Regions from separate parts of the Mus musculus genome. Here region 2 is linked to region 1. Evidence: chromatin loops called from intact Hi-C (ENCODE). Cell type or tissue: heart. All regions are shown on one strand.

The links. Hi-C counts contacts between places; a loop is a spot of excess contacts. Peaks named below come from ENCODE experiments on the same cell type or tissue, not always from the same donor. Only the 100,000 strongest peaks of a DNase experiment are listed, where the experiment ranks them.
Region 2: it touches region 1 in a loop (10-fold over the local background); 3 of 42 quality-filtered maps call a loop at or near these places.

What each region holds. Positions count from the first base shown.
Region 1 is chr11:118,736,442-118,741,441 of GRCm38, reverse strand. All of the region lies in intron 2 of Rbfox3 (RNA binding protein, fox-1 homolog (C. elegans) 3), which reads left to right. Among named protein-coding and RNA genes, the nearest start is that of Gm11750, 46 kb to the left of the region's middle. In heart, CTCF peaks have their summits at 1,258 (motif pointing right), 2,367 (motif pointing right) and 3,461; DNase peaks (open chromatin) are centred at 1,271, 1,821 and 2,301; H3K4me3 peaks cover 643 bases; H3K27me3 peaks cover 3,074 bases.
Region 2 is chr11:118,072,853-118,077,852 of GRCm38, reverse strand. Dnah17 (dynein, axonemal, heavy chain 17) reads left to right here. Exons shown (of 81, transcript NM_001167746.1): 45 at 3,409-3,691; 46 at 3,791-3,964; 47 at 4,130-4,337; 48 at 4,843-5,000. Among named protein-coding and RNA genes, the nearest start is that of Dnah17, 54 kb to the left of the region's middle. In heart, no CTCF peak of the experiment used is centred here; a DNase peak (open chromatin) is centred at 2,452; H3K27ac peaks cover 289 bases.

The sequences.
Region 1 (5,000 bases):
CAGAGCCAGATCCAGCCACTCCAAGAAGAATAAGATCCAAGCAATGTCTCTCTGGGAGGGGACGCCTGGCAGTGTTCACTCAGGACTCAGCTTCTCTCAGGGCTTCTCAGAGCCGGTTTCTGTCCATCACTAGCTGGATCGTGGTTCTGGAACTTTCCAAGGGACTTGCCATTGCTATGTCATTGTGCTTGCAGGGGTCGGCATGTTGGAATGCACCCATTGAGCAGGATCAGAGGTTGTCACCTTTGAGGTGAATTCAGACCGTGGGACGTCTGGTGATAACCCTTGAGGTTGGGATCAGCAGAGCCTGTGTGAGGCTCAGACGTGGGTCTGCTGTGACAGCCTGGTCTGTCAGTCAGCCCAGTGAATGTCTGTGGCCATGACACTTCTCATGTTGATTCTTGAGGGTGTTCTAGAAAGTTCTTCTCAGCTCCTGAGCTTTGTCTTCTCTGTGTAGCATCTGCTAAGATCTCACCTCCTTCCTCAAACTTGCTTGTAGTGTTGTGTGGTCCATGGCTCTTCCCGGGCTCTCTCATCTGAACACAAGTCAAGCTCCCAGGTCCTTGCACTGCTTTTCTCTGATTTGTCTTCATTGACTTTGCACTGCCTTAGCGGGTGGTGATACGGTGCTCTTAACAGCCCAGCAGTGGGGGTGTGGCTCACTTTGGAGAAGTGGCAGAGATGAGAGGGAAAGCCCACGTGGGCGATTGTTTCATTTGGATGGATGCTGAGTGACTTGGAGAATGACCGTGGCAAGGTGGCAAAGCTCTGACCAGGCCTCTTGGAGCAGGCTACCTTGTACTGCAGACATGTGTCCTGTGCATCTCCTTTATTTACTCTTTCCACTGGGAGGTCTGTATACCACCTCTCAGGCCTGGAGTGTACACAGAAACAGGCAGAGCTTCCTCCTCCTCAGCCTAGCACCTAGAGGAAGAGGAGTAGAGATCTGATTTCCTGATAGTGTCTGCCACTTGTGCCTTGGGGACCCACTGTCCCAGTGATGGAATCGGGCTTGGTTCTAGGATACCTTCTGCACCAACCTCCTGTCTCAGTGACAACAAGGCTGGCTTTGTAGGCTGCTCCCACAGCTCTAAGTGATGCTGACCTCTTCCCACCTGCTGACTCTCCACCCAGTGCCTTCTGTCCTCTTCTCGGGTGTTCATGCCGCCAGCAGAAGGATCTGTCTGCATATAATCTATGTGCAGGCAATTCTGACCCTGCCAGCTGTCTGGGCACCAGTCTGTGCCAGTTAATACCACCAGGTGGCGTTGTGTACCGTGCAACTGCACTGCTGGCTCAGTTCCCTTCTTGACATGACTCATCTTTGGTCTTCTAAGAAACAAGTTGAACAGAAGTAGGAGTGGGGGCATTGCAGGAGGAGTGACCCCAGTCTCCTTTACTGTTACCATGTAACTACGAACCCCAAATCCGTCTCATTAGAGATTCCAAGTGTTCACAGGAAAGTACCTTGGACTTGTTAATTTTTTCTGCTGCTCACATCAGATGCGGTGCACATTATATAATAAGTTTATGTTTGTGAGAAGGAACTGGGTTTTACTCGGAGAAGCTGGGTAAAGGATCCGTCAGCAGGTCCCCTGATGTGCTCACTAACAACTCCAAATAAGTTCCATAAGCTTAGCTCATATCTGGCTCATGGCACTGTGGATTGCTGGCCTCAATCTGGCCCGCTGTGACCACACTCCAGTGCCCAAGCTCATAAAGCAAACGCCTGGCAGCTGGTAGGCAGAGGAAAGTGTTCACCCCGCTTTCTGGTTCTGCAAACTTCCCTTAGAAGTAGAACACGCCCACTGCCACGTCATTGGCCAAAGCAAGTCACATGGCAGTCCCTGCCCTGAAATGGATGGGAAGGTTAGTCCGACTGTATCCCAGCAGAAGTGATGGGAAGATTAGCCTGGCTGCTAGCCACAAAACACCAGCTGGTTCATGGGTCCAGGTACCCGCAGGGAGTGGGGTCCTGGGCTCAGTTTAAGAATAAGAACAGCGATTGCTTCAATGTGGTCGCAGCCCTGTGATGGTCTGAGGGTTAAATGCCGCGCCCAGGGTCAAGATCAGGGTGCAGAGTGGGAATAGCAACCTCTTCAGCTGCTAAGCCATAAGCAGAGCTTTGACAGCCGCTGCCCACTGAGCACTGACTGGCCAACAGCTGCTCTTAAGGGGGTGGGAGAAATGACGTGATGGAGTGTCCATGTCCCATTTATCTCGGCCAAACTCTCATCCTGTCCTGACAAGGATTGCCACGACTCACAACAACTGCTGTTGCAGACTGAGGTGAAAATCAGAGGCAGCAAGCGGGAAGCCTGCTCCTCAGCGGCCTTGATGGGAGCACTGCTATGCAAAGAATCTTCCACCAGGGGGCAGCAGACATCCTCTGCAAACTGCTGCAAAAGAGCTTGGGATCCAGGAATCCAAAGCCCAGAGCTGGTCAGGCCAGGCTTCTATTACAGGTCGTGAATCTGAGATGCACAGCACGGTGTGGCACCTCAAATACTTGCATAATGATCGTCACGTGTCTCCATGTTCCTCAACTCCAACTCACATGCAAGCACGGTATATTGGCATGCGTATAGCCTTGTGTCTATTCCTATGTCAGCTCACACGGTGTGGTCAGTTAGAGTCAGATTAAAAGCAGCACCATGCATGGCTATCTTATTGGCAGTCTGGTTATAAACTTGAACCTTAACATGATACAAGGGGGCTATATATGACATCATAATTAACAAGAGGAAACCGAGGCCCAAGAAAGTTAAATCACCTCCAGGTCCCCCTCAGTCACAGGAGCCGGAGCCCTAGTCCATGTGTGCTGGGTCTAAATTGCTTCCTTTCTTCCCCTCCAGCATTTCTTCCAGACAGCTTGTTACCCAGGGTCAGGAGGTGAGGGTGAGAGGAGGGCGCTGTGGCGCCACCCAGTGGCTCTGCTGGGGAATGTGGATGTTAGGCTGGAGGCAGTGTAAAAGATCAAGGCTGGAGATTTGAAGACTGACGTCCACGAAAACCAACCAGGGCCAGTCTGAGAGATGAAGGGGGGAACTGATAGAAGAGTCACAGGCCACACACACACACACACACACACACACACACACCGCCCCCCCCATCCTTCACTGACCACCAAAGGGACGTGGAGGAGCCTACTGGGAGCATGAAGAGGAGGGGAGCAGGTAGTGTAATTGGCTGGAGATTATGAGGTCTGAAAATCTCCCTCCATGCTAGAAAAGAGGTGTCTCACCCTGGCATCTGAGTGAGAAGATGCCTCCCCGTGAGAAGCTTCTCTTTCCAGGGGTTCCTAACACTTCACACACACACACACACACACACACACACACCCTGTAGCTCCCCATTGCCTGGGTGCACCCTGAGCTAGCCCCTGCTGGTTAAAGGGGGCAATGCTGGAAGGATTGCCCCTAGAGGGCAAACTGACAAGTGTACCCTGCAAAGCCTTGGTAGTTCTCTACCCTCAGGCACTGCAGCAGGTAGAGAGGACGGGCCAATGAAAGTAGCAGCAAGACCACCCGACCACACAGCCCAGGCAAGAGTGTTTTAAGAATCCCACATGAACCCTGGTGTAGAGACATACATCTTTAGTCCTACCATTCAGGAGGTAGACACAGGCAGATCTCTGAGTCTGAGCCAGCCTGGGCTTCAGAGTGAATTCTGAGAGAGAGCTACATAGTAAGACCCTGTCTCAAAAAAATTAATAATACATTTAATTTTTTTAATTAAAAATTTAAAAAATCAGTCATGCAGTGCTGTAGTTTACCTGAATGAATACCAGACTAAGGCGGAGGTACGAAGCGGTATGTTACTGACGAGGCCTCTGGGTACAGAACTCGGAAGTCCAAGGGCCACACCACTCTCTGGATGAATGCATCCCCTCCCTGAGCCTACCCTACCTCCAGCTCCCCCTACCACAGGCTTTAATGGTCGCCAACCACTTTCCCCTCAGCTATGTGCGACTGTGTCTTAGTAACATGGAGAAATGAGTTCCCAGCCCTTCAGGATCAAAGCTGGCCTCCTGCCCCACCTGTTCTCTCTCCTTTGAAGTTATTCTCTTCCACCCCTGAGCCAACCAACCTGTGTGATGCAGGCGGGAGGCTCCCAAGCCTGGTGGCCAGCCTGGGATTGTCCTACCACAGAACTGTCAGAAATGTGAACCATGTATCCCAGGCAGAGAGAGTGACACCCTGGGACCAAAGCCAGTGGCTTGGATGTCTCAACAACTCCCTTGGGATGGAGCCCTCAGAGGCAAGCAGGGAGTGATGACATACTTATTAATAGGGCCTCTCTTAAATACTCTAATGAGTGAGTCTGCTGCTGTGTGTATCCACAGAGTCCCAGGGTGTAGAGTCCGCCCACCCCCACCCCACGCCCAGTGCTGTAAGCTGGAGACCCATATCTATACGCAGCCAGCAATGAAACCTCAAGTTCAGAATGGGAACCAGGGGCCTACAGGACCGAGGGGTGGGGGCTGTATTAGAGAAAAAAATCCAGCCTTGGTGTATGTGAGTGTGGGCTTCTCATCTCTGGGGTCCCCCAAACCATCATATCTCCAACTTCATTTTTCCAATTTCTTGCAAAACATTTATCTACATTGTACCTCCTAGGAGCTGAGTGGTGTCGGGGGGAGCGGAGGCTCATCGTATTGTTAACACTGCCTGGGAGGAGCAGGGAGGAGAGGAGAGAACCAGACGCTCTTCAGACTCTCACGCGCTCCTCTCAGCCACTTGTGTCTATCTGTCTGTCTGTCTGTCTGTATGGTTGGTTCTTTTCCCAAAAGACAGCAGCAGCAGGGGCAGGAACCACAGCCCCCCTCTATTTCTAGCAGAAATCTCTTGATCTCCATGTAATGTGAGGGTCAGGGTGACTTCTGGAGTAGGTGAGCTGGTACCTATGATACCCTTGAGTTGAATCTGGAGGCAGGTCCCTGAGTTGGACGGGGCAGCTGGTAGCTGGTGGAGCCAACGTTGAAGAAATGAGGGGGGGGG
Region 2 (5,000 bases), 660 kb after region 1:
TCCATGGTGTGTTCTAGGAACCGCAGGCTCAGGATGAGTACCTGAGCTGAAGACGAGCATCTACTCATCAGTCCTTCTCCCCACCCATCCTCCCATCCATCCTCCCATCCATCCACCCATCCATTCTCCCATCTACTTATCTATCCTCCCACCCACCCATCCATCCTCCCACCCATCCTCCCAACTGTCCTCCCACCCACCTATCTGTCCTCCCACCCTCCTTCTACTCACCCATCCACCCACCCATCCATCCATCCACCCATCCATCCATCCACCCATCCACCCATCCACCCATCCATCCATCCATCCTCCCACCCATCTATCCATCCTCCCATCTGTCCTCCAACCCACCTATCTATCCTCCCACCTACTCACCCATCCTCCCACCCATCTATCCATCCAACCTACACTCAGCAGTCCATCTCCCTACCCACTTATCTATCTGTCCATCCATTTTCCACCCAGTCATCAACTCATCTACCCTTCCATTCATCCATCCATTCACCCTCCCCCCATCTACCCAATTGACCCTTTCTGCACACTGTCTGCGTCTGTTGGACCCTAAGCATTCCATGTTGGGGAAGTTGATTTTCCAGGAAAAATATGGGTCGTGATGACAGAAGATAATTTTACTAACAAAACTCACACGGTTTTGGGAACAAAGAGAATCATATACCCCAAAAGCAATTCCAGAAGAGACACATGGGGCAGTGGTGAGCTACACAGACACTCTGAGGGGAAACTGGAAGGAGCAGGAAGCTGCCTGGACCACACCTAAGAGACAAGCAGGCTGGAGGAAGGAAGTTGGCCCTGACCTGGCAGACAGGTGCCCATCAATAACTCAAGAGAGATCCGTGGAAGAAAGGGGCTGAAGCCAGGCACCAGGCACAGAGGAGGCCCTGGAGGCGAAGAGCCGTGGGTGCTTCAGCAAGGGAAGGGAAATTTATTTGCTAAGCTAAGAGACAGTCTTGAGCACAAAAAGCAGGCCTGAGGTGTGCGTGTATGAGCCACTGTGGTAGAGAGAAAGAAATGAGAGGTCAGACTTCGTCCCTTTCCCTTCTTCAGTGGGAGGCGATATGTCTGCTGGGGGCAGCCAGCAGGATGAGACCAGGCCTCCACAGGGCACTGAGGAAGATGGCCCTGCAGAGACAGATAGGGAGCCAAGCCAGACACCCTGGGTGGGAAGTGGAGCGGGGGTGGTCTGAGAGCTGCTGAGAGGGGACATTAGCCTGGCAGCATTTGGAGGAAGAGCTGCATGCCAGGCAGCCACTAACAGGAGTCCATCCTCTGAGGGCCGAAGCCAGGAGCCCGAGGTCAGGATGGTGGCATACTGGGCCTTTGAAGGATATAGGGCAAATTGGTCCCAACTTCTATTGGCTATTGGTGGTCTGTGACCACCCATGGATGTCTCCACACAGCCCTCTGAGGGGCGTCAGATTCCGGGTCCACTGTAACCCAGGATGGCGACATCTTGAGATCTGCATCTTGATTATGCCCACAGGAGCTCCTGTCCTATGTGAGGCCACATTGGGGCGGGGGGGGGGGGCGGGGGGCGTGATTGAGGCAGCTCTTCTGTCCTCCAGCAGCTTGGGTTTCCAGGGAGAGCAGGGGGCAGGGCAGGAACCGAAATGAAGCCTGGGTAGAAGATGAGACACGGAAGAAGGAAGGCAAGTCATGGGCACACCACAAGATGGGAGGCATCAGATCATAGACCACGCTAGGATACAGGAGATGGGATCATGGCAACAGCTGTAGGAACAGCAAGGAGGGAGGGAGCCAGAGGGGAGACTGGCAAGGGAAGAGGAAAGGATTGGACACTCCTGGGGTGTCCAGGGGAATGGGAAGGCGACGAGCTCTGCTGAGGGAGAGGCAGGTGAAGCACCCTCTCCAGATGGAGGAGAGGCAGGCACAGAGTCCCATCCCCACCTCCGATGGAGCATCAGTGACATGCCCCAGCTGCCTCTGGGAGTGAAGCAGGAAGTGCCTGGACCTGTCAGGAAGGCTGACCTGTGTCTCCAGGTATGTCTGCCTGAGTCTGTGTTCAGATGAAAGCCAGCATGCCCTGTACATGACCTCACCAAAACAATGTTTGTTACAATGTGACACCAAGGCAATGTTACAATATGGCACAGGAACCCTCAGCTCAAAGTGGGAAACAGCAGCCTTAGTCCATATCTGCATGTCAGCCCACCCTCCAGACGGCCACCTGCAAATGCATCCTGCTCGGAGATATAGGTGGTAAAGGGTTCTCTACCACACTGGGATACAGGTGTTGGGGCCCAAGGCTTCAGCCTCCTATCCTATGTCCCAGCAGCAGAGCAGGAAGCAACAGAGCTTCCATTACGCTCGTGGAGAGGCCCGTGGGTCCTGGCTGTGGACAGTTGCCTCATGTTTCATAACATGAGCTTCCTGCTTATGCCTCCGGCATCCTGAAAATGACGCACGCCCTCAGCTCGCTGACCCTCCAGGGAGCCCTGCACTATTTATGCTTTTAGCAGACAAACCTCTGGCACTCACCTTGGACCAGGCTCCCCTCTGTGAGCTTTAAAAAAAGCATTCTGCATGGTCCCCTGGAGTGGAGCTGATGTAAACATCACCGGGATGTAGATGAGAATCTGGAACCCGGAGCTGCGGAGTGACTTGCTTCCGACCACAGCTGGCTGTGGTCCACCGTGCAAGCCCGGGCAGCCAGCCACAGCTTCCCTACCCCTCATAACGGTGTTGGGGCATGAAGTCGTGCCACGCAATCTGGAGTGGTTCCCATGGGGCCATCTAGCGTATGGACTTGGACTCTTCCAGTGATGGTGTCAAGTTCAGCTTGAGTTCACTGAAGCAAAATCTCTGTCTACATATGCATGTATGTATGCATGCACATATGTGGATTCTAGCCAGGCATGGCTGGATGCAGAGGTCCAGATGATGTCACGAGGGTCCCAGCGTCCCTCCTCTCTCCATCCTTAGCTGTTTCCTCCCCACAGGCGACCTCACGAGCTCTTCTGTTCCCCTCATCCCCAGCCTCTCGGTATTAGCTTCAGCTGGGGGAAAAGATGCTTCCTGAGTAGCAACGGGAGACTGGGGCTGTAGTTCATCGGGGTGAGCACTTGCTTAGCACACAGGAAGCCCTGGGTTCAACCTGGAGCACCACACAATCTGGGCCTGGTCACTGTGCACCTGTGGTCCCAGCACTTGAGAAAGATGGAGGGTGGGAGGACCCGGGAGTTCAAGGTCATCCTTGGCTACATAGTTTGAGAACAATTTGGGATTCAAGAGATACTGGGGGAGGGGAGAAAAGGAAAGAAGGAGGGGACTGCAAGAAGTGGGCAGAAGGGTGAAGGGGTGGGTGAGGCGGGTGTTTTTCCGAGCAGGGAGCCCCAAGGCGGACTGACCGTCGGCCATCCCTCCCTCCAGGGTTGTGAGCAGCTGGATTGAGAGGCGCAAGGTGCAGTCAGAGAAAGCCAACCTGATCATCCTCTTCGACAAGTACCTGCCCACGTGCCTGGACAAGCTGCGCATCGGCTTCAAGAGGATCACCCCCGTGCCCGAGATTACGGTCATCCAGACCATCCTGTACCTGCTGGAGTGCCTGCTCACGGAGAAAAACGCCCCGCCCGACTCCCCCAAGGAGCTGTACGAGCTCTACTTCGTGTTCGCCTGCTTCTGGGCCTTTGGGGGCGCCATGTTCCAGGATCAGGTGACAGGCACCCTGGGGACCTGGCTATCCAGACTGAGCCACCCTGCCGCTCCCTCACCAAGCCTTTGGTCCTACCCTCCTCCCTCCTCCTCTTAACAGCTCATTGATTATCGAGTGGAGTTCAGCAAGTGGTGGATCAATGAATTTAAAACAATCAAGTTACCCTCGCAGGGGACCATTTTTGACTACTACATTGACCCTGAAACAAAAAAATTCCTGCCTTGGACAGATAAAGTGCCTAACTTTGAGCTGGATCCCGACATCCCACTACAGGTAACCTTTGCCAGAGCTGTGGCCGGGAAGAGAGCTCGGTGTCCCCTCCTACCTGAGTTACAGCAGGGCCCTTTAGTGACCCCGGGGACTTAGACCTGCAGGCCAGCTGGAACCACCTCTGCTGTGTGACACCCATGCCCTCTTCCATCCTGCTACGGCCCCCAGGCCTCTCTAGTCCACACCACAGAAACCATCCGCATCCGGTACTTCATAGACCTGCTCATGGAGAAGGCATGGCCCGTGATGCTGGTGGGCAACGCGGGCACTGGCAAGTCGGTGCTGATGGGTGACAAGCTGGAGAACCTCAGCACCGACGACTACCTGGTGCAGGCCGTGCCTTTCAACTTCTACACGACCTCAGCCATGCTGCAGGGTGAGAGGGCCTGGCCCCACCCTCCCACCTGCCCCTCCCACACCACGCCCCCTCCCACACCCCTCTGTGGGCCCAGGGGACTATGGACTACAAGTCTTGTTTCCATGGAGGCTCCCCAGCGGTGTCCTGGGCAGATGCTATAGTTGTGGTCAATGAGGGGCACTGAGGGTCGGAAAGGCAGCCAGGTCACGGATTAGAGGTTCAGCCAAGGTTGAGACAGATCTCGGATCCTGCCGCCTCCACCTCTGACTGGTGTTTTAATACAGAGGTTACATTGAGTGGCAGATGGTGGACCGTGGTGGATCCCTGCTGCGCGCGCGCGCGCACACACACACACACACACACACACACACACACGCACGTACCACAAGGGTATTTTTCTAGGCACACCCTGCGATTCTGATCCCTGGCCTTCAATTTCCTTCTCCTCATGGGAGGGAGTCTGTCCCCACCCTATCTAACAGGCACCAGCTCAGAGCAATAGATAACATTCTGTCCTTCTCAGGGGTGCTGGAGAAGCCTCTGGAAAAGAAGTCAGGGAGGAACTACGGCCCCCCAGGCACTAAGAAGCTGATCTACTTCATCGATGACATGAACATGCCAGAGGTGGACAAGTATGGCACGGTGGCCCCACACACCCTCATCCGCCAGCACATGGACCAC